Regions from separate parts of the Homo sapiens genome. Here region 1 is linked to region 2. A link is a contact called in ENCODE Hi-C or POLR2A ChIA-PET data. All regions are on one chromosome and are shown on one strand. The core of a region is the stretch at or near the end of the contact, and the rest is flanking DNA. Distances in the headings are between cores, read along the strand shown.

Evidence for each region. A loop is a pair of places that touch in the nucleus more often than their neighbours do. ChIA-PET counts read pairs that join two places held with the same protein, here RNA polymerase II (POLR2A). Pooled maps may share reads with other maps.
Region 1: a loop to region 2 is called in a map of naive thymus-derived CD4-positive, alpha-beta T cell, with 16 times the contacts of the local background. The contact joins the promoter of GUF1 here to the promoter of RELL1 in region 2. A Hi-C loop is called at or near these places in 2 of 168 maps with a recorded cell type or tissue (naive thymus-derived CD4-positive, alpha-beta T cell and ovary) and 3 of 50 pooled maps. POLR2A ChIA-PET finds 5 or more read pairs at or near these places in 1 of 52 experiments (CD4-positive, alpha-beta memory T cell).

The regions. Positions count from the first base shown.
Region 1 is chr4:44,677,010-44,679,709 of GRCh38, reverse strand. GUF1 (GTP binding elongation factor GUF1) reads right to left here and starts at 1,290. Exons shown (of 17, transcript NM_021927.3): 1 at 923-1,290. The coding sequence starts at 1,087. RefSeq lists a silencer at 952-1,111 and an enhancer at 1,183-2,071.
Region 2 is chr4:37,685,007-37,687,706 of GRCh38, reverse strand. RELL1 (RELT like 1) reads left to right here and starts at 1,331. Exons shown (of 7, transcript NM_001085400.2): 1 at 1,331-1,507. The coding sequence starts at 1,420. RefSeq lists silencers at 633-942, 1,123-1,792.

The DNA.
Region 1 (2,700 bases), core at 41-2,540, 7.0 Mb before region 2:
AAAATTCACGTGAGCTTTGTTTTTTAATAGCCCCATAAAGACAGATAATAAAAGCACAATTATAGCTGAAAGTCTGCCGAAAAAAAACTAATTCTGATGTTTGCCCTGTAGATTTTCTTTCCCTTCAGTTCAAAAGGTATAGAGAATTGCACCATCTTTATACTTCGAATTGCAATATAAATCCATTTTTAAAAACACAGGCATATTAGGGCCAAAGTTGATTAATTTAAGGTTTTGTCTTTCTGCCTACTTATAGCTTGCCTTCAGTCACTTCACTTTTCTGACTAAAATGTATCCATTCACAATTATCAGAGTTGTTGAACCTCCCACCCTCTCCCACCAGAGTCAAAATTACACAGGTTTGCTCTGGCTGAGGTAGAATGAAATAAAACTACAAAGACAGACCGAGAACTTCCTGCATTCTAGGTATTAGTCTAAAAAAGTCCACTTCTCACATCACACAAATCTCACAAATTAGCCACTGGATGTTTGATCAGTTCTGCATTCAACAAATGAAGTAGGAGAGTGACAATGTAGTAACTTGCCCAGGCCACATAGCTACTTAATTTGCAGGAAAATGGACGTTATATTAATATTTACTAGCAACTTGCTTAGTAGGCTTTTTAGAATTAAATAGATGAATAAACGCAAAGCACTTCGACCAGTGGCTCGCGTAAACAAATCAACATTTGACATTGAAAATGAGAAAACCTACAAAGTTAGTGACTTGCCCAAGGTCACACTAGTGAGGAGTGGAGGGTCGGGAACCTGAGCAGTGCTCACACTCTCCGCTCTGCCTCCCTGTACCAAGTTGCAAGCAGGGTTCAGAGCTAGTCCCAGAAAGCCCTATACATGTCCAAGATCGCATGGGGCACTCCAACGTTTGAAAACTTGGCTAAATCAGATTCCAGGGGGCAGTCACCTTGAATTCTGCGGAGCTGTAGAGCCTGTCGGTAGCCCAGGACTCTGGAGCAGCCCCAAGGGTCGGCGCGGACCGGGGCCCCGGGGCCACCAGAAGCGCGGCCCCAGTGGCTCGTGGCGCGAGAGCGCGTGCGCACCCCCAGCCCCGACCCACGAGGGTCCACATGACCCGGGCGGCGGAGGCGTCAGGAGAGGGTACCCACACGCAACAGCAGCATAGCCCGTTTTTTTTCGAAGGTACCCCCCGTAGGATCCGGTGGACAGGACTCAAACAGATCCTGTGAAGCGAAGACAATGAACCCCGGGGAGCTCTGCCCAAGTACCAGATCCGGAAGCAACCCGAAGCGGCGGCGCAGCTTGCCGACGTCTGCACGCCGCACGCTGTCGTGACATCAGCGCGTCTTGGCGCCGGGTAGTGGAGTGGTCACGTGAGTGGAGGCTTTCGATTGACTCCCTAAAACGCAGGGTGTAGACAGAGTACATATTAGCTTATATTGTCTGCTGAGTGCTGTGCCAATTCCTTTGCATTGTCTCTTTCTTACTACTGCCCTGTGGTGTGTGTACTGTCAGTTCCCCCAAACTACCTCTGGAAATCCGGACCGAGTGACTTGCCCAGGAGCTCACAGGTGGGGAGCTGTGGAGCCTGGAGTGCCGCCCAGGCAGTCTGATTCCCGAACCAGGAGCCGAGGTCTTAGTCCAGGGACTTAAAGATGCTATTATTAGCACAACGTTGAGACTTAGCCTTCTACCTAATGGCAAAATAATAATGGCACTTTTAAAATCTGGAGGTCGAAATGTATTCCCCATGTTGTCAGTGACAGAGCTAATCTTGAAGTGCATCTGAAAGGAAACGGGCCATAACATTGATTGCAATACTGAATCCAGGAAGGTTTTGGCAAGAAGTAAAGGTGGGAAAAAGTTCCATGCTGGACCCCCAATGTTTCCATCGTCATCAAGTTACCACTTCATGGAATGAGCTCTGACGAAGTAAGAATGGGGGATAAAACAGGTGATAGGAGGATTGCATCCAGTGTTTGTCTCCCACTATTTCTCTTGCGCTTTTCTGGAATATCCAGAATTTGGTGCGAAGGAGGGAGATGACAGCTGTGTTCAGTTCATCATTGTGACTGAAGACAGAATCATTCGTATTGTTTCCAGAGCCTTTGAAAGTTTCTTCATTTGGAGGATTTCTTAGGATCAAGAATTCTGTACCAGACTCAGTTCTTTCTTGGATTTTTTTTTCCCCCCTGAGATGGTGTCTCGCTCTGTCGCCCAGGCTGGAGTACAGTAGCGCTATCTCGGCTCACTGCAACCTCCGCCTCCTGGGCTCAAGCGATTCTCCTGCCTCAGTCTCCTGAGTAGCTGGGATTACAGGCGCGCGCCAGCAATCATGGCTAATTTTTGTATTTTTAGTAGAGACGGGGTTTCACCATGTTGGTCACGCTGATCTCGAACTCCTGACCTCGTGATCTGCCCACCTCGGCCTCCCAAAGTGTTGCGATTACAGGCGTGAGCCACCGCGCCTGGCCCTTTCTTGGAACTTTTATGAATTAAAACAGTACTTGATAGACGACTAATTCTGTCACACTTGTAAGAGAATGAATTTAACAACTATCTTGAAGTAAACACAATAATTTATATTCAATGTTGCCCAGACTTCCATAATTTGCACAATTACCCTCATTAATTTTCACCATATCCTGTCAAAGATAAAGGCAGACACCAGTTAAAGTGGTGAAGACAGATTTTTATTATAGTGATATACTAATGCAATCGGGA
Region 2 (2,700 bases), core at 82-2,581:
GGATGAGACCCATCCTGTGAAAACCCACAGCCTCCATGCACCCCCTCTTCTTGCTGGTGTTGAGTATTTGCTCAAGTCCTGCCCTAATTTCCTTCAAGCAAATGCTTGATGGCCCAGTAACAACAGTCTCTACAGGGCAGTAAAAAGGAACTATTCAGAGAGAGCCTCTGAGTCCTATTAATGCTTGTGAAGATGATTCAACTTCAGAAAACACTTCTGACCTCTTAGCGTGTGCTGTCTGTCCTCCATCCAGGCGCTGAGGGCACAGCAGCGAGCAAACACAATGACAATGAGATAATTACAATTTATCATGGTGGCCCAGACATCGTGGGTTTACTCCCTGGCCTCTAATAGTCACCTCGCAGAGCTGATGTGAGGATGTGAGGAGATAATAAGCGTCTGGGCATTGAAAGACCTACTTTGCGGGAGTATGCGCAAGGTGCAATACAAGCACACGATTAAAAAAAAAAGGCAAGTTGTTCCTGAAAATGCATAGAGGTATTTTCCCCAATAGGAGCAGCTTAAATGCAAACAAACAGAGGAAGAAATTTAAGTTATCTTTTCTGCTAATTTCCAAACAACAGAACGTGACATCCAGCACAGCATCACTCCCTAGATCTGCAACCGAGGGGAATGCTAGTGGATAGACATGCCAACAGCGAAAAAAGCCTGTGCTCACTCCAGTGCTGGCCGCTTCTGACTGTCCAGTGCTTCTCGGGGCGCGCTCCCTCTTTCTCTTCCCACGCCCGCCTAGTCCCAGCGACCGAGGGAGGTTGCACCCGGGCGACCCTCCCCCCGCCCCGGGCTCCCGCGTAATCCCGGCCCGGCTTGGAAAGGAAGCGGGCCTGGCAAGTAGAGGCACGGCCGGGCCACGGTGGGCAGGGCGCAAGGGCGGGGCTATAGCCTAACTGCGCCGCCAAGGCTGCTGCTGGGTTTGGAAAGGAAGCGGGAGAGGAGGGGTCGGGCTGAGCTGTGGGTGGGGAAAAGGGCGGGGCCATGGATGGGCCACGTGCCTTCTTAGGTGGAGTCCGGGGCTCGGTAGGGAGAGGCGGGGCCAAGCTGAGGTGGGTGGAGAAAGAGGGCGTGTCCATGGCCTAGCTACGCCGCTGAGGCTGCTGCGGGGTTTGGAAAGGAAGCGGGAATGGCAGGGAGAGGCGGGATCAGGCTGAGGTGGGCGGGGAGTCGGGGGCGGAGCCATGAGTGGACCTCGTGCCGGCTTAGGTGGAGCCCGGGGCGCGCGGGGAGAGGCGGGACCGAGCCGAGGTGGGTGTGGCGTGGGGCGGGGCAATGGCGGGGCGGGGTTCGCCGCTCCCTGGGGCCCAGCCCAGCCACTCGATCAGCCCGCCGGCTCCGGAGCGGCTCTGCCTTCCCGAGCGCGGGACGCGGCGCCCTGGGGGAGGAGGGCGAAGCGACGCGGCGATGGCTCCGCGGGCACTCCCGGGGTCCGCCGTCCTAGCCGCTGCTGTCTTCGTGGGAGGCGCCGTGAGTTCGCCGCTGGTGGCTCCGGGTGAGTGTCCGGTCGTAGCCGGGGCGCCGGGTGCTGAGCCCGGTCCCGGGAGCGCGGAAGGAAGCGAGGGGTCGGGACGGCAGCCCCGCGGCGTCCTGCTTTCTGGCACAGCCGCGGGATCCCGGCACTGAACAACTGGCTGTCCCGCGGCGGTCCGGGCAGGGCGCGGTGCGTGGCAACGGCTCCCGTCCCTCCCCTCCCGCGGGCCCCGCTCCCGCCTTCCCTCCCTGGGGCCTCCTCCGAGGATCTGTGTTCCCCAGCGCTGGGCAGTGCGGGGCGTAGGGACCAGGCCTTCTTCGGGGGCGCTTCCTCCACGGCCGCTCGCCTCGGAACCCCGCGGACCCGTTTCCCGCCGCCCTTGTCCTCAAAGGCGCCGCGAGCGGAAGATCGTGACACAGAGCACCGGGTGCGCTGTCGGCGCCTCCTTCTCCCTTTTAAATACCTTAAAATATCCTAAAACCTGGAGGACTTTGAATCTCTTTCCACGTTTCCATTTATTTGGGTGGTTGATGGATTCTTGTAACAGGTCAAGGAGTCCACATTTCTTCCCATATATCCTGTATAAATCAGGCTCGGAAAAAGGGAAGGCGCGTTGGTAAACTTACATTTTTTTCTTCTTTTTGTTGATTCCTGTCGTCACGAAAGGAACCTTGTGTGGTCAGGGCAGGAAGCCACCAACAGAGATGCTAAAGTGTCACCAACGATGAAGCAGTTTTTAATTGAAATCAATCTTAAGAGGAGGTGTAAGTTTTATGGAAGTCCTATGTCACATCCTTGCTTTTATAATTACAGACACTAGGGATTCCTTACCACCGCTTCCCCTCTTAATTGCCACCTAACAGCTGCAGTTAAAAAAAAAACATACTTACTTGGCCATTTGGGGTTACTACAGCTGGGAATCTGACGTCAGCAAGCTCTTCCAAGCTTGATTTCAGCGGTGGTTCCTCCTCAGGCCCAAATAATAAGCAACTGGAAGCCTTTCAACAGTGACTGTCTCCTCCATAAACATCCATAAACTCTTCCTCCTGAGAACATTTCAGTCGCTTACAACTTTTACACTGACTTAGCAGTTTGGCCTTCACTTTTTCATAGAAACCAGAGCAGGTTGGAAGGGAAGGAGATGGATAATATTGTCTCCTGAGTCTTTTTAGCAGGCCCGTATTTCCGTTAGCCATCCACCTGGGGAAATGGCA